2 separate regions of the Mus musculus genome follow, and region 1 is linked to region 2. A link is a loop called in an ENCODE intact Hi-C map of the cell type or tissue named here. Cell type or tissue: heart. All regions are shown on one strand. Each heading gives the region's core, and the rest is flanking DNA. Links, peaks and the distances in the headings are about the cores only.

The links. A loop is a pair of places that touch in the nucleus more often than their neighbours do. Peaks named below come from ENCODE experiments on the same cell type or tissue, not always from the same donor. Only the 100,000 strongest peaks of a DNase experiment are listed, where the experiment ranks them.
Region 1: a loop joins it to region 2, with 2.2 times the contacts of the local background. A loop is called at or near these places in 2 of 42 quality-filtered maps.

What each region holds. Positions count from the first base shown.
Region 1 is chr16:32,707,670-32,723,420 of GRCm38, forward strand. No RefSeq gene overlaps it. Among named protein-coding and RNA genes, the nearest start is that of Gm34766, 17 kb to the left of the region's middle. In heart, for the core only: a CTCF peak has its summit at 7,867; a DNase peak (open chromatin) is centred at 4,732; H3K4me3 peaks cover 521 bases; H3K27ac peaks cover 244 bases; H3K27me3 peaks cover 230 bases.
Region 2 is chr16:33,016,286-33,032,036 of GRCm38, forward strand. It overlaps Iqcg (IQ motif containing G), which reads right to left. Exons shown (of 11, transcript NM_178378.3): 7 at 14,490-14,651; 8 at 12,730-12,804; 9 at 4,229-4,360; 10 at 3,156-3,257; 11 at 1-778. The coding sequence ends at 653. Among named protein-coding and RNA genes, the nearest start is that of Iqcg, 32 kb to the right of the region's middle. In heart, for the core only: no CTCF peak of the experiment used is centred there; a DNase peak (open chromatin) is centred at 7,686.

The DNA.
Region 1 (15,751 bases), core at 4,559-12,558, 310 kb before region 2:
CTCACGTTAAGAGTCCTCTGCTCTGCGAAGCGTACCTTACTCTGTCCTCTAGGCTTGTTAAACTACCTAACTTATCTGTAGATAGCCAGACGTTGTAAAGAGGGAGTCCTTACCACTCTCAGGGGCGCTAATCCTCCCAGGAGGGGCAGCTCCAGCAGAGATTCAGAGAGCCCCACAGAGAGAAGAAGCAACAAGCCTTTGGCTGTTTAGGAATTCTGTGTTATACTGTGGGTTAACACGCTGGCCCAGAGTGGACCTCACAAGCAGAAATTATTGGCCCAGAGAGATAAGACCTGCTCCTGGGCAGGGTGCAGACCCCACCTGGAAGTCCTTATCTCCCACAGAGCCCTTTTGGACTCTATAGAGTTTATGCAGCATGAAATCTTCATTAATATTCACTTAAACATTGCTCTGGGTTAAAGAGGTCATCATAGGGCAGCCATGTTAGCAACGGCGAAAAGCCAGAGGCACAGGAGGAAGGAGAGACCAGAGAGCGGCATGGCCCAGAAGGGGGTGGGGGTGGGGGTGGAGGTGGTGGTGGCGCTGATCACAGAGACCAGCAGTCACACAGGCAGGTGGAGCAGGCACCAGACAGGAGGGTGGCAGGACCTGGTGGGTGAGCAGCTGGTGGTGGGATGAAGCCATCTGATAGGTGCTACATAGTCTGGAGGAGAGGCAGGTCCTTGCCCGAAAGGGCTGGGTAGGGAGTGTGGGTGGGGAAAGAGTAGAGCAGAGGCGGTCCTTGGGGGAGGCTCCCACGCTGAAGACCCGTGTGCTCCCACATAAGACCGCTGTGCTCCATTTTTTCCATACGGATGTCCCTTCAGCCATTGTCCTAATCCTGTTTCTTTGGCCCCTCCTGGTTGTGTGAAGCACAATCCCCCGTGGGACCCTTCCACAGGGTAGCCCTCCCCACCTCTGGCAGCTCATCCCATGTCTTCCGTATAGCCAGGAGAACAGAGCATCTACGCTCCTCCCAGCAGACAGGAGCCTGGACAAGCTCATCACCCCTCAGCCAGCGTCCCAGCCTGCCATAAACCCATCACGGTTCACTTCCCACCCACTTCTCAGAGCAACCTAGGTGGAAACTTAACTTGAGACACCTCCTTACTTCCTTGTTCCTTTTGGCACCTGGACTGTCTCAGTCCCAGCCCCAAATCCCCACTGCGCCGGGGAGGGGGGGGCCCTCCGGGATTAGACCCACCCAATGTGCCCCAAAGCTTGACAGCTGAGCAGGAAGAGATCCACCAGACCAGTAAACCTGGAGTGGGAAGCAGCTGTCTTCCCCCCCTGCCCCCCCCAAGTCACACAGCAGGAAGTCTTTTTGACTATGGAGACCTCTCTGACCCCTGAACCAAAGTAGCACCCACATATAGAGCTCCTAAGATCAAAAGCCAGACTGCCTCTCTGTCTCAGGAGCTCTGCAGCACAAGGCCCACCAGGGTCCTAGGGCACCTTCAGTCAGACTGACTCTACGCCTTTCTAGGCCCCATTCTGATCTCATGGAGGCAGAGGGTGACTGGTTAACCTCACGGAGCCCCAATGTGTGTTCAGGAGCCTAGAGGGACCAGCTCCAGGAACTCCTTCTTCCTCAGAGTGGTTATGTGGAACTCAGGGAGGCGCTGAAGCAAAGCAGTGACGGAATGACTTGGAACGGGGCGCTAACCCTGTGGGGCTTGGCGTATTTGCTTTGCCAACATCTTATTGTTGTTAGTATACAGGCCATTCCACTGGCCTGTTCTCAGGGACCTAGTTACTTAAGTCATCGCCTGCCACTGCCAGGAGTGCCAGGTGTGTGCTGTGGATAAAAGGGCCCCCAGTCACCCCAGGTCTCTCCCCCTCTCCTCTTCCTCTCCCAGTTGTGCCTTTCTTAGGGGTACATTTTAGTATGGGCCTGCCAAAGGCATCCCTCCCTACACATATCTTTTATCATAACCATTGTCACACACCTGTACTTTGCTTACTCTGTTTCCATACCTAGAACACTCTTCCTCTATCCTTTATACCTATCTGATAGAGGATTTGTAAGCCGTATTCCTCCTTGTATGTGTGTCCACGTGTGTGTGTGTGCAAAAATGTGTGTGTGGTGGTCAGGGGTAAACCTTGAGTGTCCCTCTTCAGGAACTGCCCACTTTTTAAAAAAGCGTTTTGTTTTATGTATTTGTTTCTGAAGGTACGTACATATGTGTATGTAGCTTTGGATCTTCTGATCCCGGAGCTACATTTAGTTGTGAGCTGCCATGTGTGTGGGAGGTGGTGGCACTCAAACCCAGGTCCTCTGGAAGGACAGTCAGTGTTCTTAACTGTTGAGCTGTCTCTCCAGCCCTTCACTTTGTGTTTCTGAGACAGGGTCATTCACTAGCCTGGGACTCACCAGTTAGGCTAGGCCAAGTGGCCAGCAAGCCCAGGGCTCCTCTAGTTACTGCCTCCTCAGCACTGGGGTTACCAGGCCTGGTTTCTTTCTTTTTCTTTCTTTTTCTAAGGTGGGTTCTGGGGTTGAATGGCGAGCACTTGACTGCAGAGTCAGTCACCTCTGCAGCTCTCCGTATTCCTCTTAGGGAAAGACAGGGCCCTCTGTCCTCTGGCTTGGAAGTTAGATAGAAGCAGAATAAAGTCTTTTTTTTTTTTGCTTTTGGTTTTTCGAGACAGGCTGTCTCTGTGTAGCCCTGGCTGTCCTGGAACTCACTCTGTAGACCTGGCTGGCCTAGAACTCAGAAATCTGTCTGCCTCTGCCTCCCAAGTGCTGGGATTAAAGGTGTGCGCTACCACTGCCAGGCTAGAATAAAGTCTTGATTCTGCCGCTGCTACACGACTTTGGTTGTATAGATCATTTTTCATCCTCTGCCTTGATCTCTTTGTGTTTTTTCCAGATCCTTATGTAGACAGAAGTCTAGCACCTCCAGAGCTTAGTACATGCTAACTTGCTCACAGCACCCATCTCCACCCGCTGCCTGGCTAGCTCCTCCTGGCTGTGTCCGGCCTAGGTCCCTGTGCTCACACTACCCACCGCTCAGTAAGCACCCCTGCCTTGAGACCCTAAAACACTAACTAGTTCTTTCTAATGCTTACTGCCGTTATTAGGACATGTTTGTCTTCCCATGTCATCGCCGAGCCAGACGGGTGGGAGTGGACACTGCCTTTACTTCTGTTTCTAATTCTGTCTCTGGGCAGAGGCACAGCTTGAGCAAAAGAAGCGCTGGCTACCCTTCCTGTTTGATTTTAGCATCTGCACAACAGGCTAGCTACACCCACCACAGGATTTCCAACAAGAAGAGATAATTGGTCGCAGGAAAGAAAGGAAGGAAGCTGGAAAGTTCTTCTTTCCCAGCTTTCACGGTGCTGGAGGGGCCCATGTGAGACAGCAGGGGATAGCAGAGCCAGCGTGCTACATGCCAACCTGCCTGGAAGGTGAGCCTCCTGGTGCAATAGTGGGGTACCTGTTATGAGGTCACATAGCTTCCAGATGGGCTTTGAGGCCCGCTCCACAGGAAGGAAATCATGTCAATCACTGTAATTTTGGTTAACCCTTTCCTGACCCCTTCCTCTCCCCCATGCCCACTCCCATCTCCACTTTTCTGTCCCTAGTATTCTCTACTTTATTTTCACATGACACGTCTTCAAGTATTGACCCCCTTACGAACGCCACCACCACCTCGTCACCCCCTTTCTAGGTCTCTGACCTCTACTCCAACGTAAACACACAGATCTCAAAATTAGAAGCTAGAATCCACCCATGAGAGAGAAGACGTGGCCTTTGTCTGTCTTAGCCTGAGGTTACCTTACTTAACAGTTTACAGCTCCATTCATTATCATACAAATGTCATGCTTCCTTACAGCTGAATCATTGTGTATATGGATGTGTTTAGTATCTTTTTAAAAATTATCTAAGTGTAGGACCATGAAAGTCAGACTGTTTTCTGGTTGAGCTAGGTTTAAAACCCCAGTGACCCTGTAGGTGACCCCGCAGGGTCTCGTGCAAGGGATGGTAGGCGTTTTTTTGCTATGATACTAGACACCAGGCTCCTGACACGAGGCTGTAGCTCTCCACTCCATAGGTCTGTGGCCATCAATCACGCAAGGGCAGCGCCTCAAGCCGGTCTACAGGTAGAGGACTTGACCACAGATCCCGTAGCCACAAGACAGATCTCCATTTTAATGAGGTACCTAAAGACCTGGAGGCGTAGCCAATAAACTCTCCTTCCCAGACACTCCTCCCTGCAAAAGGTATTTAACCTCAGGCCTGCCCTGAGAAAATGGGGTTCATTTTTTACTTATCAACTCCCCCCCCCCATGACAATAATGTCTTAAAACTATGGACTGTCTCTTCTCATGGAGATCTGAAGCAATGGAGCAGGCCTTTCTCGAAAGAGCTGCATCTAATCTCCCTCAGGAGGCCTCACTGTGCTCTGAGCCATGGATGGACTCCACCAAGCTAAGCCGCCCCCGCCAAGGATGCTCCTCCCCAAGGGACCCAGCCAGAGCTCTCCTCCCCCCTTTCCCCTTGGGCCCTGGGCTAGAGCCAGACTGCGGGTCCCCACTCCTTTCTCAGCTCTTCTGTGGCATCCAGCGGCATCTGTGGTGCCCAAGAGTCTGAGAACCTGCCATCCCTGGCCCCCCCCCCCCCCCCGAGGCAAATCCAGCAATCCCCCAGGACCTTAGATTGTGCTTCCGCAGCTCTGGAACAGGGTTCCTCGGCTTCTCACAGTCCAACGCCCATCCTGTGACGCCATGGGGAACGAGCAGTCAAGACTTCCCTTGTCCTGCCTTGCCGAGCGGCCCAAGCCCCAAGCGGTCCTGGGCCATCTTTTAACCCACATCTATGCACCCACTGATAGACATCTGGGCTGTTTCCGTTTTCTAATTGTTATGAATGAAACATCAGTGAATATGAATATGCAGGTTATAGAATTCTTTGAAGACATACCTAGGAATGATATAACTTTGTTTAATTTTTATTTTTTTGAGACAGTGTCTCACTGTATCCCTGGCTCTCCTGGAGCTCACAGAGATTTGCCGACCTCTGCCTCCTAGATGGTGAGATTAAAGTTGGGTCCCACCATATCCAGCAATATTCTGTCACTGACAAAATCACTTAGACTTACACAAAAAACTCAATGTTTTAGTAGACATGGGTACCACGGAATGGCTACATTGTGATGCATATTACTTCATGTTTTATAATTCTTTGTAGAGAGAATATTTAAATGTATTGTCTTAACAATTTTCAAACTTATAGCATGCTGCTACTAAGCTGCTTTAAGCATGTTGTGGTCATTGTGATATATATATATATATATATATATATATATATATATACACACACACACAACTCTCTTGAACTTAGTTCTCCAATTTCACTGAAATTTCGTGTCCTTTGGTCAACGCCTCCTTAACCTGGTCAAGTTGAGCCTTTAGCGCCTACCATTTGACTGTGGGCTTGTACACATTTGATGATTTTAGAGCCTGCATAAGAGTGAGTTTGTTTTTCTGTGGGCAACTTTTTATCACTTAACACGGCATTCTCCAGGTTCATCCACGGTGCAGCAGATGACAGGACGTCATGTTTGTCCAGCTGATTAGTATGTTCTTTTCATATGCACCTCATCTTCTGTACCCACGCCCTGTATGTTTATCCAACTGTCCACTGTTAAGGGACACAAGGTCGCTGCCATCTCTTGGCTGTGGCGTACGCTGAGTGTAGATGTCTCTTCAACATACCAGTCTGACATCCTTTGGATAAACACCCACCTGAAATGAGATTGCTGAATCCGGTGGTTGTTGCGATTTTAGTTTCTTGAGGAATCTCTGCATCGTTCTTCAGGATGGCTAATTCTCATCCCTCCTGAGCACGCTCGAGGGTTCCATTTTCTCTCCATTCTCACCACCGCTTACCTTTCTTTTCGTTGATAATAGCTGTTCTGATGTGTATGAGACCTTCATTCTCTGTGGCTTTAATGTTTATTCTCCGGCTATTATTGGTGTTGAGCCAATTTCTAAATGCCCTTTGGCTATTCCTAATCATACCTCTGAGAACGCCTGCCCAGATCCTCTGTCTATTTTTAAATCAGGGTATTTGTTTTCATGATTAAGTCATTTGGCGTCTGTAGAGGTGTTTGCAAAGAAGCCTTATTGGGTATGGAGCCCACAGCTCTTTTCCCTCCGTGCACAGGGATGCCTTGCCTGTGCTATTTGCTTTGCTGTGCAGGGGTTTTTAGGTGACTGTACAATCTCTCTTGTTCTCTTTCGCTTTCATTCACTTTGTTCTTGGGATCATGGCCACCCCCCCCAAAAAAAAAACCAAAAAACAAAAAACAAAACAAAACAAAAACATGGCCCAGATCGATGTCAGAAATCTCGTCATGTTTTCGTCTAGTAGTTTTGTGGCTTCAGGTCTAGGATTTCAGCCTTTAATCCACCCTGAGATGAGGTACATGGTGTGAGAAGAGAGGGCGCCTTCATTCTCCTGCCTAAGACAATCCAGAGCTCTCAGCACATTTGTGGAAGAGACTCTCCTTTGCACCCTGTTCTCAGCATCTCTGTGGAAAATCAGTTTATTTCTCAGCTCCTTACTCTGTTCCACTGATCTGTGCCTATTTTGGATCTGGGGTGTACTATTTTCATTACTGAGCTTTTAGAGTTCGAGAAAGGTAATGTACTGAAATGCTAATTATAGTAGAGAATACATAGTTCTTGTGGGGTGTGCGTGTACGTGTGTGCGTGTGCGTGTGTGTGTGTGTGTGTGTCCACTTTCAATGATGGCCAATGCTGGGGTTGGATGGCAAAGGATTTGCTGCACAAGCCCGAGAACCTGAGTTTGGATCCCCTGAATCTAAGAACAGACATAAATCCCAGTGCTCTTATAGTAAAACAGGGGTTAGAGACAGGGGGATTACCAGGAGCTTGAGGGCCAGCTAGCCTGGTGTATATGTCAGAAAAACAACAGAGAGACTGTCATAAATAAGGAGGACGGTGAGGGTGCACCCACACAGTGTGCATGTGTGTGTATGTGTGTGCGCATACAGGCATGTGCACGCACACACAGAATATAAACTTTTAGAAGAAAGAAAAAAAATTAAAACTATGAAAAAGTAAGATAATGAGGATAAGAAGGAGGTTGGCCTGGAGTTTGTGACCGTTCCCTCAGCTGGATAGTTATGTTTTATTCTGTCACCAAGCAGGAGGTGGCTTAAGCTATTGCCCTTCAGGAGACTTTGGCTGCCTTCAGGTGCGGACCACTATGGAGACAGAGACTTGTGTGGCCTCAAGGTACCCTCTGGAGGACCATGAGGAGCTGGAGGCAGGCAGTGCCCTGAGGCGCAGAGGCTGCTGGCTCCTCAGTCTCAGGCTCTCGGGGATGGAGGAAGCTGGTGCTCGCCAGCCCTTATAGACAGCGTAGCTAGTTATGAAAGGCACCCTCACCCTTTCGGTTAGAATCTCCCCAGGCTAGAGGGCCTGGGCCTTTCCTTGGGTAGATGTGCAGAGCTGGCGGTTCATTGGTGGGGGAAGAATGGATGGGTATGGTGGCCCCGGGGTGGGAATTCATGTTTTAACAGATTGGGTAGCTAGAACGGTATCTGGAGAAGAGGCAGTAGTAGAAAGCGGGGTGTGGGGGTGTGGGGGGATGGGGGCTCAGAACTGGGTGTCAGAAGTTAGTCATGGAGTTGCAGAGGGGAGTAGAGGGTCAGTGGATTGGGGGAGGGGTGAACTGAAGTGCTGCGTCCGGGAGGAAGGCGGGGACTAGCTGGATATATGATAAGGACCGTATAAGAAAAAAAGGTCTTTTAACAGTTTGCATCATCAAAACCGAGAAGGAACGGACTTCTCTTGGTCCCCTTTGCTGAAGAGGCTCTGGCTGCCAGCATTGCACAGAACCTGGCGGGGGCGCTGTAGAGCAGCGCTTCTCAATTCCGTGTGAGATCCACTCCGTCGTTCCTCAGGAGCTTGTACACCTTTTGGGGAGACAAGGTCTCTTACTGGGATCTGGGCTGATTATAGTGTGCTGGCCTGCTGTTGAACCGCAAATTTCTTCCTGTCCCCACCTCTCCAGTGCTGGGCTGGGATTATAAGGGTGTACCTCCATGCCTACATTTTTGCGTGTGTGCTTGGGACAAAGGAAGGTCCTCATGTTTGTTCAGTAAATACTTTTTGACTGTACCATCTCAGACCTTCAGACTTTAATTTTAGATAAAAAACGTGTGTGTGTGTGTGTGTGTGTGTGAGAGAGAGAGAGAGAGAGAGAGAGAGAGAGAGAGAGAGAGAGAGATTTTCCCTGCATCTATGTCTGTGTACTAGGTACATGCCTGAAGCCTGAAGAGGTCGGAGAGGGTATTGGACCCCTGGAACTGGAGTTACCAATAGTTGTGAGGCACCATATGGATACTGGGAACCAGACCCAGGTCCAGGTCTTCTGCAAGAGTAGCCAGTACTGTTAACCTCTGAGCCATCCCTCCAGCTCCCCACCAACCCCAGAGCCCCGAGAGGCTGTGGCAGTAGCCGCTGCTGCTGCTGCTGCTGCCGCCCTGCTGGTGGTTGGTGGTTGGAGATTTTCAGATGATGAGGATCATACTTGCCTCAAGGAAGTCAGCTCCCCTAATCTAACAATATCAATGCCCCCTTTCCCCCTAACCTTCTCTCTCTCCTACCTAGTGTTGTGGGGTCAGAAGGGATGAGGGTGGAGTAGGGCTGCAGAGAAAAAGGAATAAAATTGTCAAAAGTACAGTTACACACAAACCTGCAACAACAGACATGCCATGTTGCCATAATCCATACAGATACGCAGATCATCAAAACACAGGAGCCAGTTCACCTCAGCTCTCCTAACGGTCCTTGGTGTAGCCCAGGGAGGCTCTGTGGTTGTGCCAGGAGGTCCTTTCGGGCAGGACTTTCCCGAGGCCTCCTGTCTTTGCCTGTCACTGCCTGCCTTCACCCAGTGGCTGACCTCCCAGGAGGTTCCCGTCAGTAACAGCAACTGAGGCATTTAAATGAAAATCTTCATATTTAAAACCCATAAAGTGACTGGGGCAGATAAACCTTCGTTTTTAAAACCCGTAAAACTTTTTAGTATGAAAAGGATACTGTTAGGAAAAAAGCCAGAATCAAAGAAAGAAGGGGGAAATGGAGAAGGAGGATTAAGTGGGAGAGAGAAACTGAGGAGGGGAGGGGAGAGGGTCAGGGGAAGGGTGATTAACACTCAGGATGTTTGAAAAAGCCATATGGAAACCTACTATTTTATAAGCTTCCTATATATGTTCCTATAAAAGAGTTTAATTGGAACGACTTCACACAGGGGAAAACACTCCTCCCAGAAGCCACAGGTTGTCAAATAAAAATCTCAGTGCCACGTGTGGGAGACTACCTCACGTTGTAGGTCAGAGGTATCCTAGAGACCCAAAGAGACTCTTATTTTCTCCGCCACTGTCTGTCCACAGTCAGAATAATGACCATATAATAGCGGGGGCATGGGAGAAAAGTTTAATGTTGATGCTGCATTTTCCACCCAAAACTGCAGCTAGGATAGGACTCTGCCCTGACCCTTCCTCTCCCACAAAGCCTGGCTCCTTCACTGCCCGGTGTGAGACTGGGTCGGCATAGTGTGTTGTGGGGTCGTGTGTGTGTGTGTGTGTGTGTGTGTGTGTGTGTGGTGCATGCACTCAGGCTGAGAAGACTTCCCAATGGCTTTGTACCTTCTGCTCCCTCACTCCCACCCCTGCTTTGCAGGGTTCTCAGGAAGGTTCTAGAAAGTTTCAAGCCCTGCTTGTTGGCCCTCACATGACAAAACCCCATCCTAGCCCCCTGTCTGCATCCTAACTCCTGTGCACTCTCACTGTCACAAAACTCCAGGCTCTTCTCCCTGTGTGGAAAGCAGAGTAGTCATGTGGTCCAATTCAGATCTGGAAGGAAGCTCATCCCACAGAGACGCCAGGGTCTGACGGATGAGGTTCAGACACAATGGAAGACTCTCGAAAGGGCGTGGGCAGCCTGGATAGCCGTCAGGTTAGTGCCTCAAGTCCTTTCTTTGGGGGAAGTGGGAGAATATTAATGTGAGGGTCAGATTAGGAGCCACGTAGGGAAAATAGCATTTCCAGGGTCCTGAGTCGAGCAGCCTGGTGTTTTGGTGCCTACAGGGGTCCAAGTCCCTGGGATGATGCTCTTCTATCTTCAGGGCAGGATGTCCCAGGTTTGAGTCAGCTTTATGGTTGACAGCTGGCTTCTGGAATCATCTCAGACAAGCAATACTACAGGAATGTAGAGCGAAGGGCAAATGCTCGGCCCGAGCAAAGGCATAGGAGAAGTATGGGTAAAGTCGCAGCCAGCCACGGCCTGTCTGTCACCTGCCTTTCTTTCTTAAGTCAATTTATTTTTAAATTTTATTTTATAAACTTAATTAGAAAAAGAATTCTCGCAAGTAAATAAAAGTGTCTCACACCAACATCAAGCAGACCCAAGTCTGAACAACTCGATGAAGTCTTTACGGTTGGAATAGGCATTTAGAATGGAAGCCGTGTAGCTTCACATTAAATTTTACACCTTCAGAATCAAATACATTTTATGCATTTATCCACCACATAAAACAAAATTCCCATGATAGAATTAAAAACTAGAAAAACACTTAGCTTTATATTCTTTTTCATAGCTCACGTCCATTACTTGCATTCAACCTTTCCTGTTTTTTACATATTATACGGTACCTGCGTATACTATGTATACCTGCACATTTGTTCAATATATATATATATGATATGACTGGCTAGATTCCACTAATGAGAGAGAACATGTGGCTCTTTTTTCTTTTCTTTTTTTAAAGATTTATTTATTATTATATATAAATACCCCACCATAGCTGTCTTCAGACACACCAGAAGAGGGCATCAGTTCTCACTACTGATGGTTGTGAGCCACCATGTGGTTGCTGGGAATTGAACTCAGTACCTTTGGAAGAACAGTCAGTGCTCTCAACCGCTGAGCCATCTTTCCAGCCCCGTGGCTCATTTTTCTTTCTGAGATTGTGTGACCCTCTTAATGTTATACATTTTAGGTCTCTCCAACTTTCTTGCAATTTTTTTTAAAACTTCCTTTTTTTTTTTAGATCACAGAACAAAATTTCCATTATCCATTCATCTGTTGTGGACAGCTAGGTTGATGTCAATTCTTTGCTATATGAATAAACAATATAAATACATATATAAATAAAATATTTATTATAATTATATAATTATGTAGTTATTATAATTACATTAACAAACATATACATTTTGCTATAACTATATAAATATATGAATAAATATAGCAATATTTAGAAATAAATAAATAAATGAATAAATAAATAAATATAGCAGTAAATGTGAGGGTACAAACAGTGTGGAATTTTCTGGGTGTAGAGGGGTTATTTTTATTTTTATTTTTATTTTTATTTTTTTGAGGAATCTCCAAGCTGATTTTCACAATGGCTGTATTAATTTGCAGCCCCACCAGCAGTGAATAAGGATTCCTTTCCCGCCATCCCTCCACATCCCTCCAAGGTTGTGGTCAGGTTTGTTCTGAGTGAGGTGAGGTGATTAGTTCAGAGTAGCATTAATTTGCACTTGCCTGATGGCTAGGGAAATGGGATGCTTTAAAATAGTGTTTTGGCCATTTATGTTGACTTTTTGAAAACTATCTGTTCGGTTAACTTGCCTACTTGTTGACTGGTAGTTTTATCTCCTTGGTGTTTAATTGCAATTCTTTGTAAGTTCTGGATCTCGGCCCCTTGGGTTGGTGTAGCTGGGGAAGGCTTTCCCCTCTTCTGAGGGCCCTGTGCTCTGAGGATTGGGTCCTACACTGTGCAGGCAATGTATTGTAACATAGCCCTACCTGTGACGCTTGGGGTTCGTCCCTGCGCTGCTAGTGTGCTGTCCAAAAAGTTCTTGCCCACCCCAGTGTCTTAAAGAGCACTCCCGTATTTCCTTTTAAAAGTTTCAGTGTTTCCGGTTTTAAATTAATATCTTTGATCCGTTTTTGAGTTGACTTTTGTATCAGGTGAAGGCTATCGAGTTTCATCTTCTGCATGTAGAAACCGGTTTTGTCAGCACCATTTGTTGAGCAGTGTATCCCCCCCCCCCCCCACCAAAGAATGCTTTTGCCTCCTGTGTCAAAAATGAAGTGGTCACAGCTGTGTCGTTTTATAGCTAAATCTTCTATTCTATCCCATAAGTTTACCTGTCTGTTAAACCAGTACCGGGGTGTCTTCATGACTGTAGATCTTTATATAGTATGACTTCTTCTTTCTAGAGAAAACAGACTCAAAGGGCTCGCTTGGGCAGCTCAGCAGTGGAACACTTGCTTAGCACGCACAGGCTCTGAGTTCAATCCCCAGCACTGCAAAAAAAAAAAAAAAAAAAGAGGAGGAAGAAGAAGAGAAGGAGGAGGAGGAAGAGAAGGAGGAGAAAGAGGAAGAGGAGGAGAAGAAGAGGAGAAGGAGGAGGAGGAGGAGGAGGAGGAGGAGGAGGAGGAGGAGGAGGAGGAGGAGGAGGAGGAGGAGGAGAAATCTGGCCCAAAAGTTAAGGCAGTAATGAAGACCTGAGCGTAGAGATGCCAAACCTTTTTGCCCCATTGCAGGCCCAAGGAAGGAGTCACTATTTTCAACAACAACAACAAAAAAAGGCTTTCGACCCTGGAAAAGTAGCCTAGGCAACCGTTACCATTATAACCCACATATCTGAGTGTTACTTACAGTGTGGCTGGCTAGTCAAGGGACTAATAATGTGCTAACCAGCGAGTGACCTTCACACTCAGCCAGCATCCCTAGAGGAGGAAGAGCTTAGTGTCTCCACTTTCTAGCAGGAAGCAAGAGAAGGAGGAAGACTTGAGCTGCATAGTCCAGGATGTGTGATTTCCCCTGAGTTCTCAGAGGTGGGTGGGTCTTTGCATGCAAGTAGTTTGCAACACCCTGGGCGAAGAAGACGGTCAGCTGGCTGCTTTGGTCACTGAACCAAAGCAAGAAGTAGTATAAAAAGAGGGAAAGACGCAGAGGCAGTTTGGCTAACTAGCTGATTGATGGACAAGTATATTGATAGGCAGGCTGGCTATGGGGTGGGGGTGGGGGTGGGGATGGGGATGGGGTGCGGGGTGGGTTGGGTTGGCGGACACCTTAGTATTAGTTACTTACGGATTCTCTGGGAGGCCTTGAAAGTTAGGCCATGCAGAGTTTATGAACTTGCACGGTTGGTTCTTCTCACAGTTCCTCCTCACATAGGTGGGTCCCCACCCCTTGCTCTTTAGAATCTCACAGAAACTTCCTCACAGGGTTAGTGTGATGGCAGCAGTCTGAGTCAATCCTTTTGAACATTAGACCAGTCAGTGCAGCTATAGCTCTCAGTTCACAAACTTGTTCCAGCAAGATCGTGTGTGTGCGTGTGTGTGTGTGTGTGTGTGTGTGTGTGTGTGTGTGTGCTATCAGAGCATGAGAAGAGCGCTGTGTGCAGGAGTAGAGAGTTCATCTTTGGAAACCATCACTACATAAGAGAGCAAGAAACTGCATCTAGTTGAACTGATTCCTATAAAAATGTGAAGAGCCACACATCCATCGCATCAGGGGCGGTCCCAACTCCCTTGGGTCACCTCATGTGTCATAAGCCACCTCATTCCGTGTGTGGTATCAGATAGACCTCCTTCCACCCTTCCCACCTCTCCCACACCATAGCCAAAGACCAATTGCATCTCTTCCTGGAGACAAACTGCTCTATTGGTGTAGCAGAAATGTGTTTCATGGCCTTTAACTGTGTAAATACACTACCACTCTTATGAGGTGTATTTATTTATTTGTTTGTTTATTTTGTTTTGTTTTGTTTTTAAGATAGGGTCCTCTATAAGCTCTGACTGTCCTGGAATTTGCTATGTAGATCAGACTAGGCTGGCCTCAAACTCACAGATCCTCCCACTTCTACCTCCCAGGGCTGGGATTGAGAGTGAACACCGTTGTGCCTGGCTAGACATATGTTTTTTTAATGCACCAAAGATGTAGTTTTTCAAGGATGAGAGTTAAGGCAGGGTCTTGCTAGGTAGGCCAGGTTGACCTTAAATTCAAGACCCTCCTACTTCGGCTTCTCAAGTATGGCGACCACACCTAGCCACCAATAAGGTTTTTGAATCCTGTCTACCTAACTCCATTTCCCCCTCTAAGTTCCCAGTGTTTTCCCACGACTTGAACAATGTTCTGATTTTCAGGAATGTATATGTAGTGTCACCACCAGTGTCACCACCAGCACCACTGCATAATTGGAGCCCCGTCACAAACCTTCCAATGTCAAGATGTGACAGAGTACCAGACCAAGCAAGCATGGTACCTTTGTGAGCGGGAGCCATGGGGGGATGGGCTGCCTAAGCTGTGTGGATTCCTGAAGTTAGCTGTAGCCACAGAACTGACAACTTCAGTACTCTCTGTATTAGTGCACCTTTCAGTGTGTGAGTGTGTGTTTGTGTATGTGTGTGTCTGTGTGTGTATTTGAGTGTGTGTGCTTATGTGTGCATCTGAGTGTGTGTGTGCTCATATGTACATGTGTGTGTAGGAGCGTGTGTGTGTGTGTGTGTGTGTGTGTGTGTGTGTGTGTGTGTAGATCAGAGGACAACTTGTGGGAGTCAGTTTTCTTCTACTGCCTGAGTCCTGAGGATTGAAGTCAGTCCACAAGTATTAGCGGTAAGTACCTTTGTGTTGTTAAGCTGTCTTGTTGGCCTGTGTTGTAAGCTACATTGTTACCCTTTGGTTTGACTCTGAAATGTCTCCCAAAAGCTCTCATGCTTTTCGAGCTCATATCTTTTTTTTTTTTTTTTTTTTTTTTTAGGATGTCTTTTGTTTATTTTATTGTTTATCTTCTAATAGCCCACAGAAGTGACTGAAAATATTTGCAGGCTAATTTTAAACAGCATGAAGTAGAGAATATGCACTAAATACTAAAAAAATAAAATAAAACTTTTACCTTACTTATTAAACTAGGAAGAATTTCCCTGAAATGCACCTGTTAAATTAGTCTACAATATATTAATGAACAGGGGACATGTATTTCCTAGTAAATATTTTAAACATGGAGTATACAAGCAAAAAAAAAACCCTCAGGATATGAAATTTTTCAAGTCATAATCCCCTGAACAAACTAATACAAATTTATTTTCCACCTGAATTCAGAAGTGCAAAATCATTAAAAAATAAAAATATTTCTACTGTTCTCAGAAGTCTACAGATAAATCCCACAAATCTTTAAAGGCTTTTCAACAGAACGAGCCCCGGTCCTCTTGGCAAGCTCCTTACGATCTTGGAAGTGGGGCTTGGCATTCTGTGGGCAAGCTGCACTGTTAGCAGAGCTCCAGTCTGAAAATCACCTTCAGGGTGAAGACCCAGCAGCGACCTCTGTCAGCATACACCACTGCCTGCATACCTGCAAGTCTGCACCAAAAGGTCCCTAGGCAGCTGCAACCCTCAGGACACAGATTCAAGACAGGAAGTAGAGGCCAAACACCCCAGTTTACAGATGCTATTCTTCATAAAAATGCCAAGGGCTTTTGTATCAGAAATGGGCAACATGTTAAAAAAAAAAAAAGTCGAGGCAACTGGGTAACGTCAGTGCTGGGGGTTAAGATGAGGGTTCAGGGTGCTCCTGGCACAGGTGAAGACACTTAGCTGCACGTCTGCACATCGAGCCCATATCTTATCTCCTGGCCCTGTTGGCCTCTATTCACGTTCTTCACAAGATGAGACGCCTTCTCTACCACACCCTTTCTC
Region 2 (15,751 bases), core at 3,185-11,184:
GTTGGTTGGTTTGGTTGGTTTCTTTACGTCTTAAAATCCAGATGATGGACATAGTTGTGTCTCCTTTGACAAGTGTATCTCTAAACTAGCCTCTGGAGAACCCGTGCCCCATTCTTTACCCCTGGAGGACTGTGTATCTACATGCCATTTCCATCTTGTATCAGATGCTTCCATCCCTATCTGTCCCCAGAAAAGTCACTGGAACTGCTTATGTAAGAGGTGTTTTATGTGCTGTCCCCCAACACCACCAACCCTAGACTAATGGTCGCCCTGCAAGACAGGCAGAGCCAATGTTTATTAACTACATGTGCGTGCACATGATGCTAGGTGAGAATTCACTTTTGCTTATAATAGTTTTTCACTTTAATCATATGGCATAAAGTCAGAGTCAGATGTGTCAGGAGTTTTTACGACTTAACTATGAGCCAGTTAGCTGCTTTCTGGAGCGAGAAGAAGGATGCTCACACAGCTACTCAACTTGGCTCCCCACAGTCCCGTCTGAAGAGGTCCTACAGCCATGTGATAGCCCTCACTGGGGTGTGAAAACTAGAGTATCAGACAGTGAGAACTCCCTAGGTCTGTGAGCCAGGAGGTGGGCGCTGGGTCAGCACCCCCAGTGTCTCGAGGCCTGAGAAGGCTCAGCAGAAACTGGTTACTTCTTTCTCCTCTTCTCCTTCTCCTTGCCTTTCGAGTCTTTGCTGTCATCTTTATCTTTCTTGGGCATTTTGAAATTGCCAATTTCCTTCCGGACCACTGACCCTCGCCACCAGGCCTGGAGCTGGAAGAAAGAAGCAGGGGAATTCATCTCTGTGTGCTCAACAGCACTCATCTTTCTACAGAGGAGAGAACCAACAGTCACTTGTGTCTCAGGAACATGGGGTATGGACGTGGCCAGGCTGCTGTCAGTACAGCTACCTGAAAGTGAAGTGTGCTAGGCCAAGTCTTCCTTCAGACTAAGACCCTCAACCTCTGTGTAGTTCTTGCTCCCTTGGTAAACATCTCACACCTCACAGTCACTGGACACAAAAGGAGTGAATGTCTGTCTCCTGTGCCCAGTCAGGGACGAACCAACAAGTCTCAGTGGTTGACAGTGCATCACACATCCTTAAGGAGCTGCTAAGCAGGTAGGATTCAGACAGCTCCTTGAATGTCTCTGTCAGTTTAATGCAACTGTTCTTGTCTAGATTATAAAATCAGACTAGCCTACTGAGAGCACAGGGATCCACTGCTGAGAACAGAAGGTCTACGGTTAGCTCTCCACTCAAAATTGAATCTTGACAAATGGAAAACAGAAGCTTGATCAACATTTACTAATTAAACACCAGATTTTCCTAATAGTAAGATCAAAGGTGAGTGAGTGAGTCTCCCTTACTTTGTATTTTTGGTTGGTTGGTTGGTTTGGGTTTTGGGTTTGAGTTTTTTTCTTTCTTTTCTTTCTTTCTTTTTTTGAAATAGGGTTTCTCTGTGTACCCCTGGCTGTCCCAGAACTCCCTCTGTAGACCAGACTAGCCTCAAACTCAAAGAGATCCACCTGCCTCCCAAGTCCTAGGATTAAAGGCGTGCTCTTCCACCATGCATAGCCAAAGATGTTTCGATACCTGGTCCTAAAAGTCCTTTAAAGTTCTAATTTTGGACTTGTGGTTGTGGCTGAGAGTAATAACCACACTAAAAACCAACGCTGTGGGCTTGATCTCCAGTATCAAAAACAGCAGAACATGGCCTTGTGTCACGGTGTACACCTGTCATTCCAACAGTTAGGCAGTTGAGTTCACAGGCAGAACTTGCCTCCCACTCTGCCTCCCACTCTATATCTCAGATCTGCTCCTGCCAGAGCTCTTGAACGATGCCCAGGCAGAGGTGGTTGGTTGGGGTTTTTTTGGTTTGTTTGGTTTTTTTTAAAAACCAGCTGCTATATTTGCATTGCATTTGTTTGCTTTAAAACTGGTTTTCCCAGGGCTGGAGAGATGACATACTGCTCTTGCAGATGTCTTGAGTAAGTTTCCCAACATGCACATCTGGAAGTTCACAACCATCTGTAACTCCAGCTCCAAGGAAGCTGATGCCTCTCCGGGACTCAAGTGCACACACCCACACACAGACACACAGACATGGTCAAGTGCACACACCCACACACAGACACACAGACATGGTCAAGTGCACACACCCACACACAGACACACAGACATGGTCAAGTGCACACACAGACACACAGACACACAGACATGGTCAAGTGCACACACAGACACACAGACACACAGACATGGTCAAGTGCACACACAGACACACAGACATGGTCAAGTGCACACACCCACACACAGACACACAGACATGGTCAAGTGCACACACCCACACACAGACACACAGACATGGTCAAGTGCACACACCCACACACAGACACACAGACATGGTCAAGTGCACACACCCACACACAGACACACAGACATGGTCATAATTCAAAGTCAAAATGAATCCTAAAAGTAGTTTCCAGAATCTGGACCTGATCATGCTGTCATTGTTGATATCTGCAAGTTCACAGAAAACTTTTATGAGGTAGTTCACTAGCTCACACAGGCTTGATTGCTATAATCCCAATAGCCAGGAGGCTGAGGAGAAAAGGGCACTGCAGACAACACAGTGAGTCCCAGGGCAGTCAGGGCTCTGGAGAAAAATCTCCTCTCTCTCTCTCTCTCTCTCTCTCTCTCTCCTCTCTCTCTCTCTCTCTCTCTCTCTCTCTCTCTCTCTCTCTCTCTGTCTCTCTCTCTCACACACACACACACACATATATATTTTTTTTTCTTCTAACTTGCTTTGTCCCTTTCACTTTTTATAAGCAACTTCTATTGGAAAGCATCACACAGCCAGGGCTGACTCACACCAGGGTGTCGAGCCGTGCAGAGCATTTAGAAATGCCCTGCCTGCACAGCTGCCTCCCCTTGGGTTAGGCGTGACCTCGGATCCAGTGTCTGGACAGAGGATTCCTTCCACTGCTCCCGTCCTCCCCAGACCAGGAGGCAGGCTTGCTCTTTTCCTTGTTTCCCTGCACTGTGGACTCTAAGCACGTCCTCACCCACCTGCTGCGGGACCCCAGCCGGTGCCGGGACCCCACCCTCCGGGACCCCACCCTCCACCGCTGCCTCCAGGCCTGAGTGTCCTACCTTCACGATGCTCCTCAGCTCCAGGTCATCCTGCTCCAGCTTCTTCCGGGTCTTCTCCTTTTCTATCCGGTCCTCAATAATGACCTGCTCGTACTCCCGGATCTGCACAAGGACACGGACACAGGAGCAGGGCAGGCCACAGCCCAGCCAGCCCTGCGTGCCCGTAACTCTAGACAGAGACGGGAGACTGACCAAAGTTCAAACTCAATCTCGCCACACAGCAAGTGTATGTCTCAAACAAACAAACAAAATCCTGCTGGATTTCCACTAATTTCCACTGTAATAATGTATTCACATTATATAAATATTCCTCAACTTTTTTTTTTTTCAATTTAAACAATTCAAGCCGGGCAGTGGTGGCGCACACCTTTAATCCCAGCACTTGGAAGGCAGAGACAGACGGATTTTTGAGTTCCAGGCCAGCCTGGTCTACAAAGTGAGTTCCAGGACAGCCAGGGCTATACAGAGAAACCCTGGCTTGAAAAAAACAAAAAAACAAAACAACAACAAAAAATATCTCTCTCTCTCTCTCTCTCTCTCTCTCTCACACACACACACACATTGGTATCCTCCACATAATACTTTTAAAACTTTAATAGATATACATATGCAAATAGCCATGTTTTAAACTAGAAATTTAGGAACTTCAACATCAACCCAATGATGACGTCAAATTTTTAGAAACCAACATATAAATTGTCTTTAAAGATCATAAAATTGTCTTTTGTTTAATGCAGCATCTCTCTGAAGGAGTTTTAAATAATTTCTACCTAGAACTTAAGAAAAGTCTCTGGCCTGATCACTTCTGTGATCTCAGCATGCGGAAGGCTGAGATAGGAAGATCACTACATAGTAAGTTCCAGGGTAACCTGAACTACAAAGACTCGGTCTCAAAAAATAAAAGTGTGCTTGCAATAGAATCATTCCAGCACCAATGCCGTACGCACTCACTCGGTCATTGTCATCAGTAAAGAACCACGTTTACTCTGGTGGTTTACTCTGCTTTTGACTAAAACTGTCTTCCCAGACTCCCTCACTCCCACTCATATCCCAGTCACCCTGCCACCCCTTACCATCTTTGCCAGGTCTTGCAGGTGTACCAGGTCACTGGCCTTGGCAGCCTTGAGAGCATTTAACTCGTTCTGCTTTGCTTCTGTGTCTTTGTCAAATTTCTCCATCCAGAACTCTAGCTTCTCCTCAAGTTTCTACTTGGAAAAACACATTAAGACATGGTTCCCACCAGATATAAAATAACAGGACCGCAGGATGCCAGTTAGAGCAAGCTAGACCAAGCAAATTTTCCTACAGAGATCTGATCACAACAGACTTGGTGAGGAACCGAGGGTGGCCAGCCCAGATGCTGCCGTGTTCTTTGTGTCTGGTTGGTGTACTTTTCTGGGTGTAAGCCACTCCATTTTTAAAGGAGGAGAGGCACCTGTAAACTCAAAGCATATGACAACATGTACAAGACACTTTAAACTCAAAATCCCAGGATAGCGTATAGAGGTGGGCAAGAAGCCCCTCGCCTAGCTGAGAAGCTAATGGCAACTGGTAGCTGTTAGGAGAGGCGAGCTAGCTTGAATAGAATAAAGACCCTGCTGTAAGTTGCATCAGATTGGCTTCTGTGTGTGTTTTGGGAGATCACTAACATTTCCCTGGCACAACAAATACTGAACACTCATCCAAAAAGATAGAAATGTGGGCTGGGATAGTTCTGCTGGGATCCTGGCCTGGCATGCATGAAGCCCTGGGTTTGATGGTCTGCACCACATAAAACTAGACATGGCTGCCCATACCTCTAGTAGAAGCAGGAGGATCAGGAGTTCAAAGCCAATGTTAGCCCCATAGCAAATTCTAGTCCAGCCTGAGATATAAGATACCTTGACTGAGGGGAGAGGAGTCTTCAAATTTCTAAGTGAAAATAGATATGAATCTAAGATACCAGCCAAAGTTTCAAATAGGAGAGAAAGATGATGAGATTCAGTCTATGAAAGTTACTTGAAGATGTCCGTTTGCAAGGGAAAATAAATGGCGTGTAACAAAGGAAAAAAAAAAAAAAAAAAACAGTGAAGTGTGATTCTCATGACAGTCCCTCAGGAGGCACCAGGACTACTGGGAGGAGCCTGGGCCCTGAAGGCAGATCGCCAAGGTTCAAGTCTGGCACTCAAGTTTACTTGAATTCTTTAGTCCCCTAGCTCTCTCCACTAGTGGCTAGAGATACAACAATCTCCACACACAGCACAGCACAGTGTAGTGTAATAGTGGTAGGCTAATGGACTGACAATTGTATAAAATTGGTTTCAACACAGGATATTGGAAAGGGGGGGGCAGTAAATAAGAGTTTTAATAAAAGCAACAGGATATGCATAATGATTAATTCTACACCTAAGAGAGAGACAGTAAAACCTAGACATGTATAAAAAAGAATTTTTTTTTCTAAGATAGGGTTTCTCTATGTATTCCTGGCTGTCCTGGAACTCACTCTGTAGACCAGGCTGGCCTTGAACTAAGAAATCCACCTGCCTCTGCCTCCCAAGTGCTGGGATCAAAGGCGTGCACCATCACTGCCCAGCATACGATTATTTTTTTTTAAGATTTATTTATTTGTTATTTATGAGTACACTGTAGCTATACACCAGAAGACACCAGAAGAGGGCATCAGATCCCATTATAGATGGTTGTGAGCCACCATGTGGTTGCTGGGAATTAAACTCAGGACCTCTGGAAGAGCAGTCAGTGCTCTTAACCATTGAGCCATCTCTCCAGCCCCTATATAAAAAATTTAAAGGTTACAGCAGGGTGAGTGGTGGCGCACGCCTATGATCCCAGCACTCAGAAGGCAGAGGCAGACAGATCTATAAGTTCAAGGCCAGCCTGGCCTACAGAGCAAGTTCCAGGACAGCCAGGGCTACACAGAGAAACCCTGACTTAGAAAACAAAACAACAACAAATTTAAAGGTTGCCATTGAGCTCAAGAGATGGCACTGTTGTCCTCTTGCAAAGGACCTGTTTCAGTTCCCAACACCCATGTCCACACAGGCTCAGCAGCCTGTAACCGCAGCTCCGGGAGTCTAAAGCCATCTCTGACCTCCTGGGTACCTGCACTCATGCCCACATGCCCACATGCCCACACAGAGACACATACATAATTCAAAAATAAGTCTCAACAGCTACTAGTGAAAACCAGAAATATGTAAGTCCTAAAGTCCAGGAGCATTCAATAGTAAAATACAGAAGATTAGGTATGGTGGAGCATGTGGTAACCCAGCGCTGGGGGCAGAAGCAGGAGACCAAAAAACTGAAACAAAATGGAATCTTTCCTACGAAGACATGTTACAAAACATGACTCTGAAAGATCTGGTAAATGAAGAGCTGAATATCATTCTAGGCAGATAATGTTTCTCTTTTAAAATATGACACTCCAGAAAATAAATAAATATGACATCTCCTGCAAACACATCAAGACAAGAGAGAGAGATATCCAGTCAAGATGGCTTGGATTTTACTACACTTCAAACAACACATACAGTTTTATTCTATTTCTCTTTTGGGTTTCGGATCATAGTAAAATGGAATTGTTTTCAAGCCATGCAGCCAAGCCAGTGAACTTTGGAAGCAACACAAAAAAAAAAAAAAAAAAAAAATAGCCCCAGAAAACAAAGAGATATAAAAATCAAAGTATAGCCGGGCGTGGTGGCGCACGCCTTTAATCCCAGCACTCGGGAGGCAGAGGCAGGCGTATTTCTGAGTTCGAGGCCAGCCTGGTCTACAAAGTGAGCTCCAGGACAGCCAGGGCTATACAGAGAAACCCTGTCTCGAAAAACCAAAAAAAAAAAAAAAAAAAAATCAAAGTATATCAGCCCTAGTGGTTTATTAACACCGTACCATCCCCAGGTAGACTTTTAGGAAATGAAAGATGACTCAACATTAGTGGGTAGATTAGTACAGTCTGTAACTCTACAGAGACTGGAGGGATGGCTCAATGGTTAGGAGCCTATCCTGGTCTTGCTGAGTTTGAGCGGTCACAACCACCTGTAACTCTAGCCCCTCTGGCATATTCCACTGGCTTCCATGTGGCAGATATAAACACATACACATAAACAAACTGTCAAATAAATAAACTTAAGTAAGTGTATTTTACTTTATAGACAGAGGAGAAAAATATATCATCAAAAAATCATATTGATGGATGAAAATAATTCATCTCAGCTGGGTGTGGCGACACACCTTTATCCTGGCACTGAGAAGGTGACTCTAAATTCTTTGAGTTTGGGGCCAGCTTTGTCTCTGTGATGAGTTCCAGGTCAGCCAGGGCTATGTTATGAGATGCTGTCCTCCCACCACCACCAAAAATAAATGAATACTTGGACAAGAAACTCCTTCACATGATAAAATGTGCTCACCAGTGATCTACAGGGTAAACATCCCACTGAGTCAGGTACCAGTCACTGCCTCTCAGCTCCAGGTTCATTCAGCATGGCTGGGCATGACTGGAAGTGTTTCCTTTGGCCACCTAGCAAAATACTAAGCTTCGTCAGCAGAGGGCGCTAGAGGACACGGCAGGAGGTCTGTAGGCTCACTGTGCTCTGGCTCCCTGGTCACACTGCTAGAGCTGTGTGACACCCAGTGGCACTCATTGACCAAAACATTTAACTAACAACTGCAACATTATATCCATTATGACGAGGTAAGATTAACTCCAAGAATGTAAAGAACACAATAGCAAATCTACCCTGTTTTACTTCCACATATTAAAGGGGAAGATAATCTCAATGAATAAAAAAAGTCCACCTTCTACAACCGAGTATTCATCTGACTGAAGAAGGAGGAAAGGAGAGAGGGAGGAAGAGAAGGGGCAGAAGGGAGGAGGAGGAGGAGACAAACATTTAAGTGCACACTCCTATAATTCCAGCACTCAAGAGGCAGGAGGCTGAGGCAGGAGGATCAAGATGAGTCAGAGAACACCTTGAGCTACATAATTAGAACAATATCCAAAAAAATCCAAAACAAACAAACAACAACAAACAAACAAACAAAACCCCAGCACCTCTTGGCATCCAGGAAACCACGCACTTTCTCTAATGAGCCTGAATCTTAGTCATGGGAAAGACTTTCCTTCCACCTCCTTGGTTCCTTTCTCGGATCCTGGCAGTCAGCCCTGTGCTAGCCTTCAGAGCTCTCTTTATCCCTTCTTGGTAATCTGTCCCATATTAATAGCTCATGATCCTTTTGTTAAAGTCTGTTTAAATTGATAGTGTGATTTGTGTTATTTAAATGGATTTTAATCACACACAATTGGCACTAGGAATGAAGCTGATCCCACGCTCTAATTCACAGATGTCTTTGTAAGTCACTTGCCATACTTGCATAGCAGCCTGGTGTCATTAATGCAACAGGAGATCTGATATGGAGTGTCAAAGCAGATGCCTCTGTAGACCATGACATGACAGCTGGAGGATCGGCAGCCCCCGTATAGGAAGGAGGAGGCACACATGGCCCTGCTGGTGAAAGCAAGCAGCTTTCGAATTGGTTTAGCGATTAGCAGCTGTATTGCAGATGTGTATCAACAAAGTCTATGAATAGCAGCAGCAGCTGGAGTTACAACAGTCCCCGTGACTGTGCAAGGGCCAGGCAGCTTCTGCACAGACCAAGCAGCAAATCTAAGGCCCTGTGCTTCAGTCAGGTGTTGGAAGGCGGCGCTTACCTATGCAGTGTCATCAGGGTCACAGCAAGCCTGTGGTTTAATTTTCAGTGGAGTTGGAAAGTTCCAGGCGCTCCTACATTTGTACCTGTCCCGAATATGTCTTCCCCACTGTATATACTCAGTACTTTGGGAAGTAGCCACAGTTCGGCTCCATAGAACTCGAAAACCCACAGCAGCAGTGACTGAAGTTAAGACTCCACTTGTTGGGCTGGTGAGGTGGCTCAGTGGGTAAGAGCACCCGACCGCTCTTCCGAAGGTCTGAAGTTCGGGTCCCAGCAACCACATGGTGGCTCACAACCATTTGTAACAGGATCTGACTCCCTCTTCTGGAGTGTCTGAAGACAGCTACAGTGTACTTACATATAATAAATAAATAAATCTTAAAAAAAAAAAAAAAAGACTCCACTTGTCATCTGACTGCCTCAATCCTGCTGTGACCCGGGGCTGGCTACAGGTTTGTTCTGTGGGTCCCCATGAGTCACTGTCAACTCAGAGTTAATGCTCTCAAGAAGCCAGTGTCTAAGTCACTCCAGACTCCATAGGTCTCCTGGCTTCATGACCACCTTATCTTCGTTGTCAGCCACCAAGTGGTTTTTCAGGGTTGGACCATTCCCATGGAAGTCAGGACCTACCTTAAGGATGCCCCGGAGGTCACACCTGGCCCCCATAGGAATGCGGTCAAGTACAGAGACATTTCTCGCACTCTCCACCAGCTCACTCACTCTTTGCTTCCTGACTACCACCAGCATGGATAGCCTTCAGGGAAGGGCTTGTTCCATTAGCTCTGCCAGGTTGCCACAGTGTGCTACCTAGCTGACGTTGATAATGGATGAATCTGAAGGAGCAGATTTACCACCTGGACAAGAAAGACCCGACTCTCTCACCAACTGGCATGATACTGAGGGCCTCACAAGGATGCTGGAGAGACTCCCAAAGTCAAAGGCTTAGCTCTTCCCAGGACATCTTGAGAGGAGCAGAAAGGATAAGGACCCTAAGTTCCAGCAGGTCCTAAGGGATCACTGAGGTTAATGCCTGGTTACTCTCAGACCAAGCAGGTCCCCTGGGTTGGAAATGGGAGTCACCCACCCCTCTCCTGTGGAACACAGATGTTCTTTATACAGCATAGTGATGTCCCGTCCCCATGTGCTCTTCAGTGTCCTCAGACTGGTGTGCCTGCTGGTTGTCTTCTGGTTAGGATGTGTCTGGTGATGAGTGAATAAATTCATCCCAAGCAGGCTGTCCCCAAGGCTTTGCATTCTCACCTCCACATCACAGGAGGGAAGCCCTGGTACCTCCACCTCGTCAAATGGAGGGAGGCAGCTACTAGGTCTAGTCAAGCAAGCTATCAGCCTCACCACCGGACGCACGGCACCCACAGGAAATCCCGCATGTGCAGCCAGCTTGCCTGTGTCCCAGATGCAGCCCGCACGCCTTGCATCCTAATCTGTCTAGCTAACACCCATGTGCTCAGTGCTTCTCAGCAAATGTTCTAACTTGCATAGAGATCTAAGTTATTTTGAGAAGAGACTGTAAGAACATGAACAAAATGAGAAGGCAATTGATAATCTAAAACCTTCCTCAACTGAGCATGTTATTTATTTATTTATTTATTTATTTATTTATTTATTGTAAGTACACTGTAACTGTCTTCAGACACAGCAGAATTGGGCATCAGATCTCATTACAGATGGTTGTGAGCCACCATGTGGTTGCTGAGATTTGAACTCAGGACCTCTGGAAGAACAGTCAGTGCTCTTAACCATGGGCCATCTCTCCAGCCCGAGCATGTTATTTTTATAATTTAAAAAAATGGCAAATATATATATATATATGGCTGGGAACATAGCTCAGTAATAGATTGCTTGCCTGGCAGACCTGGGTGGGGCCTTGGGCTCAATCCACAATACCACAGGAAGAGGCAAAATCAAAATATTTTCACATTATGGCTATGAAGCAATGTAAGAACAAACAAAATGGGTTTTTTTGTTGTTTGGTTTTTGGTTTTTGTTTTTTTTCGAGACAGAGTTTCTCTGTATAGCCCTGGCTGTCCTGGAACTCACTTTGTAGACCAGGCTGGCCTTGAACTCAGAAAACTGCCTGCCTCTGCCTCCCAAGTGCTGGGATTAAAGGTGTGTGTGCCACCATGCTCGGCTACAAAATGTTTTTTATACAAACAAAATTTAAAAGGTTGAAGGAAAAAAAAATATCTTCCTGAAAGTTAGAGCTGTGTACACATTCAGATGGGCAAGCTGTAAGAGACTGTGGCAGCACATTCATTGGCCTCACAGTATGGCTGCTTTTTCCTTGTTTACTAAATGGATTTTGGGCTGAGCATGATGGCCTGGAATCCCAGCACTCAGGAGGCAGAAGCAGGTGGACCTGTGTGAGTTCAAGGCCAGCCTGGTTTACATAGAGAGTTCCAATCCAAGGCACATGGTAAGACATTGCCTCAAAAGGAAAAAAAAAAGAAAAGGGAAGGGAAGGGGAGGGGAGGGAGGAGGGGGGAGGGGAGGGGAGGGGAGGGGAGGAGAGGAGAGGAGAGGAGAGGAGAGGAGAGGAGAGGAGAGGAGAGGAGAGGAGAGGAGAGGAGAGGAGAGGAGAGGAGAAGAGAGGAGAGGCTGAGCAGAACCTGCCTCAAAGGACCGTTTTTTTTAATCTTTTATTTATTTGTTTAATATTTATTCTTCTCTCTTCTGTATTGTATAAGTAGATTTGTATATGTGAATGCCTATGTGTCTGTGTGTGTGCAGATGCACTCATGTGTAGCTGTTTTACCTTCTTTTAAATTTATTCATTTATTTATTCTGTGTGTGTGTGTGTGTTGTGTGTGTGTGTGTGAGACTGTATGCAGGTGTACCATGTGCAGGAGTCCTGTGAAGGCAAGAAGAGGGTATCCAATTCCCTGGAACTGAAGTTACAGGCAGTAGTGAGCCACCCAGTCCTCTGCAGAGTAATAAGCGCTCTGAGGCACTAGGCTGTCTCTGTAGCACCTCACTGTGTTTTCAGAGACAAGATCTCTCACTATCACCAGCCAGACGGCAAGCCCCAGAGATCTGACCTTTCCACCATCACGTTGAAGTTGGGATTACCCATGTAATCCCAAGCCTGGGTTTTTTTTGTTTTTTGTTTTTTGTTTTTTGTTTTTTGTTTTTTGTGAGCTTTAAGGTCCATCTCAGGTCCAATGATTATACAGCAAACATTCTGCCTGCTGAGCCAACTCTTTAGCCCATTAAAAGATTTTTTTAGGGCTGGTGAGATGGCTCAATGGGTAAGAGCACCCGACTGCTCTTCCGAAGGTCCGGAGTTCAAATCCCAGCAACCACATGGTGGCTCACAACCATCTGTAACAAGATCTGACTCCCTCTTCTGGAGTGTCTGAAGACAGCTACAGTGTACTTACATATAATAAATAAATAAATCTTTAAAAAAAAAAGATTTTTTTAAAGTTGCAGCTAAGTTTAGTGGCATCTACCTTTAACCAAGCACTTGAGAGGCAGAGATATTGAATCCTAGTGAACTATGGGCCAACCAGATGACATCGTGAGACACCACTGTCCTTAAATACAAAAGCATTGCTTTTTTTCAGAAATGTGTAAGTGGATTTTTTTTAAAGATCTCTTTACCTTATTCTATGTATATGGTGTTTGCCTGTATGTGTGTATGCGCACCATGTACACCCAGTGCCCCTGAAGGCCAGAAGAGTCCCCCCAGGAGTTATAATTGCGAGCTGCCATGTGGGTGCTGGGAACTGAACCCAGATCCCCTGCAAGAGCAGCCGGTGCTCTTAACCTCTGAGCCGTCTCTCCAGTGCCATAAGTGGGTTGTAAGTGGGGTCTTACAATTGAGGAATCAAACTCCTGGGCGACTCACCTGCTGCTGTTTTTTAAGAAACATTTCGATCTCCGTGTGAACCCGGTTCTCCTCTTCAGTTTTCATCCTCAGTTTCTGTAATACACCAACACCAAGCTCTCTACACGGCAAAGCTGAGATCCACAGTGCCCGGATGATGGGTGCAGCCCAGACCCCAGGAATGCCAAGGCTTCCTGACAGAGCTATTGTGTGGCTCCACTCAACTCTCACCACAGAGCCATGGGCTGGCACTCCATTATACACATAAGGGCCCCAGAAAAAGCCACCACAGTCCCATCATCTGGAAACAAAGCTTCAAGATTCTCAGCCCAGAGAAGGAAATTACAGCATTCAAGAAGCATGTGGTCAGGGCTGGAGAGATGGCTCAGTGGTTAAGAGCACTGACCGCTCTTCCAGAGGTCCTAAGTTCAATTCCCAGCAACCACATGGTGCCTCACAACCATCAGTAATGGAATCTGACGCCCTCTTCTGCGGTGTCTGAAGACAGCTACAGTGTACTTATATAATAAATAAATAAATCTTAAAAAAAAAAAAGTGTGTGTGGTAAACCATTCAGTCAGAGCCCCTGGAACCCCACAACTCTGGAAGCTGAGGCAGGTGGATCAGTTTAAAGCCAGTCCTGCACTACAAAGTGAGTCTGTGGCCCACCGGAAGAAGAAAGAGGGGGGCATGGGGAAGCAGAGGGGTTGGGTGGCTGGAGAGCTCATGGGGAGGGGAGCTTCACAGCGGGCTTCTCCCGCACACCCACCGGGAAGCAGGAGGCATAGCAACTAAAGGCTCTACTCACAAGTATGTAAGACCCCAGTTAGTTATTCATGTTTGACCTCTGGGAAAACCTTAATCTCCCTCTTCCTCGTGTTTGTTTGTTTGTGTTTTGGTTGTTTTGGTTTGGTTGTTTTGTTCTGTTTTGCTGGCACATTATCATAGCTGACACCTCACTGAGGTGGGAGCAAACTGCGGTTAGGAATGCATGCTGCTCTTGTTAGAGGACTTAACTTTGGCTCCCAGCACCCAGGTGGGTGGCTCAAAAGCATCTTGTAACTCCAGCTCTGTGGGACACAATGCCTCCTGTCTTCGTGGGCATATTCACACATAATTTTAAATTATGGAACTGGAGTTACAAGATGTTGTGAACCTCCCAACAGGAGTGCTGGGAACCGAACTCGGGTCCTCTGAGAGAAATGCATACTCTTTTTTTTTTCATATTTATTTATTATATGTAAGTACACTGCAGCTGTCTTCAGATACACCAGTCAGATCTCCTTAAGGATGGTTGTGAGCCACCATGTGGTTGCTGGGCCTTGAACTCAGGACCTTCAGAAGAGCAGTCGGGTGCTCTTACCCACTGAGCCATCTCACCAGCCCGAAATGCATACTCTTAACAGCTGATTCATCTCTCCAGTCCAAGATAAATTACTTTTTAAAAAAGTAACAGCCCACATGACATCATCAAATCATCTATCTACCCGAGTTTTTCTTTTGTTCTGCTGATTCTTTTCTTTTTTTCTTTCTTTCTTTTTTTTTGTTTTTTGTTTTTTGTTTTTGGTTTTTCTCTGTGTAGCCCTGGCTGTCCTGGAACTCACTCTGTAGACCAGGCTGGCCTCGAGCTCAGAAATCCGCCTGCCTCTGCCACCCCAGCGCTGGGATTAAAGGCATGCGCCACCACGCCTGGCTTGTTCTGCTGTTTCTTGATACTCGAAGTTGGACCAGAATCTGTCACTGAGCTCCATCCCCAGACAGCCTAATGTAGCACAAGTTACCTCAATCTCCTCCAGCAAGAGTTCTTCTGCTCGGTTACATTTCTTCTGGGTCTGGGAAATCTGCAGCTCAGCATTTCTTTTCATATAAAGATTCTCCAAGTTGGTTTTCGCCTTCATCTCTTGTAGCTGGTCCCTGAGGTGAGCAATGTATTCATTCCCGTTCTGCAGAGAGAAGGCCAGGTTTCTGAACTTAAAATTCATCAAACTTATAAATCAAGAATTCCTGAAGGCGTACCTACAGGCTGATCTGATGGAGTAAATGTCTCAACTGAGGTTTCCCCCTTCTCAGCTGTGTTAGGATTAGCCATCAAGGGCTGGAGAGATGGCTCAGCGGTTAAGAACACTGACTGCTCTTCCGAAGGTCCTGAGTTCAAATCCCAGCAACCACATGGTGGCTCACAACCATCCTTAATGAAATCTGACACCCTCTTCTGGTGTTTCTGAAGACAGCTACAGTGTACTTAGATATAATAATAAATGAATCTTTAAAAGAAATAAAGAAAGCCGGGCAGTGGTGGCCACGCCTTTAATCCCAGCACTCGGGAGGCAAAGGCAGGCGGATTTCTGAGTTCGAGGCCAGCCTGGTCTACAAAGTGAGTTCCAGGACAGCCAGGGCTACACAGAGAAACCTTGTCTAGAAAAAACAAACAAACAAAAAAACAAATGAAAGAAAGAGAGAGAGAGAGAAGAAAATTGAGCCTTAGGGCCAAGCATAAGCTTGGGAAAAGGAAGGCAGGATGATCAAGTCCAAGGTCATCCTTAGCTACATCCTTAGCGGCTCAAAGCCAGCCCAGGCTACAGGAGACCCTGTCTCAAAACAATGCAGAGTGCTGGCCAGATGGCTCAGTGGATCACTTGCCACCAAGTCTTAGGATCTGAGAGTGACCCTTGGAACCCACATGATAGAGTAAGAGAGCTGGGTCCCTCAAGTTCTCCTTTGACCTCCACACATGTTCTCCCACGCAGGATAATAAATAAATGTGGGAGGAAGGAAGGAAGGAGAAGAGGAAGGGAGGGAGGGAGGAAGCAAGCAGGCAAACTAGCAAATACAGACCGAGTCTTTCCAGAACCTTCTTTGGTAGTCAGTATTTGCCACAGATTTGCCATTATGGTCTCACTTTAGTAGAAAGAGCAATGGTCAAAGGTGATCCCAAGTCCCGACTTCCCACAGACTCACCAGTTGTATGAAATTGGCCAAGTTAGTTAAGGCCTAGGTTTCACCTTCCAAAAACCAGAATATTAGTAGCTAGTGAGTGACTCTA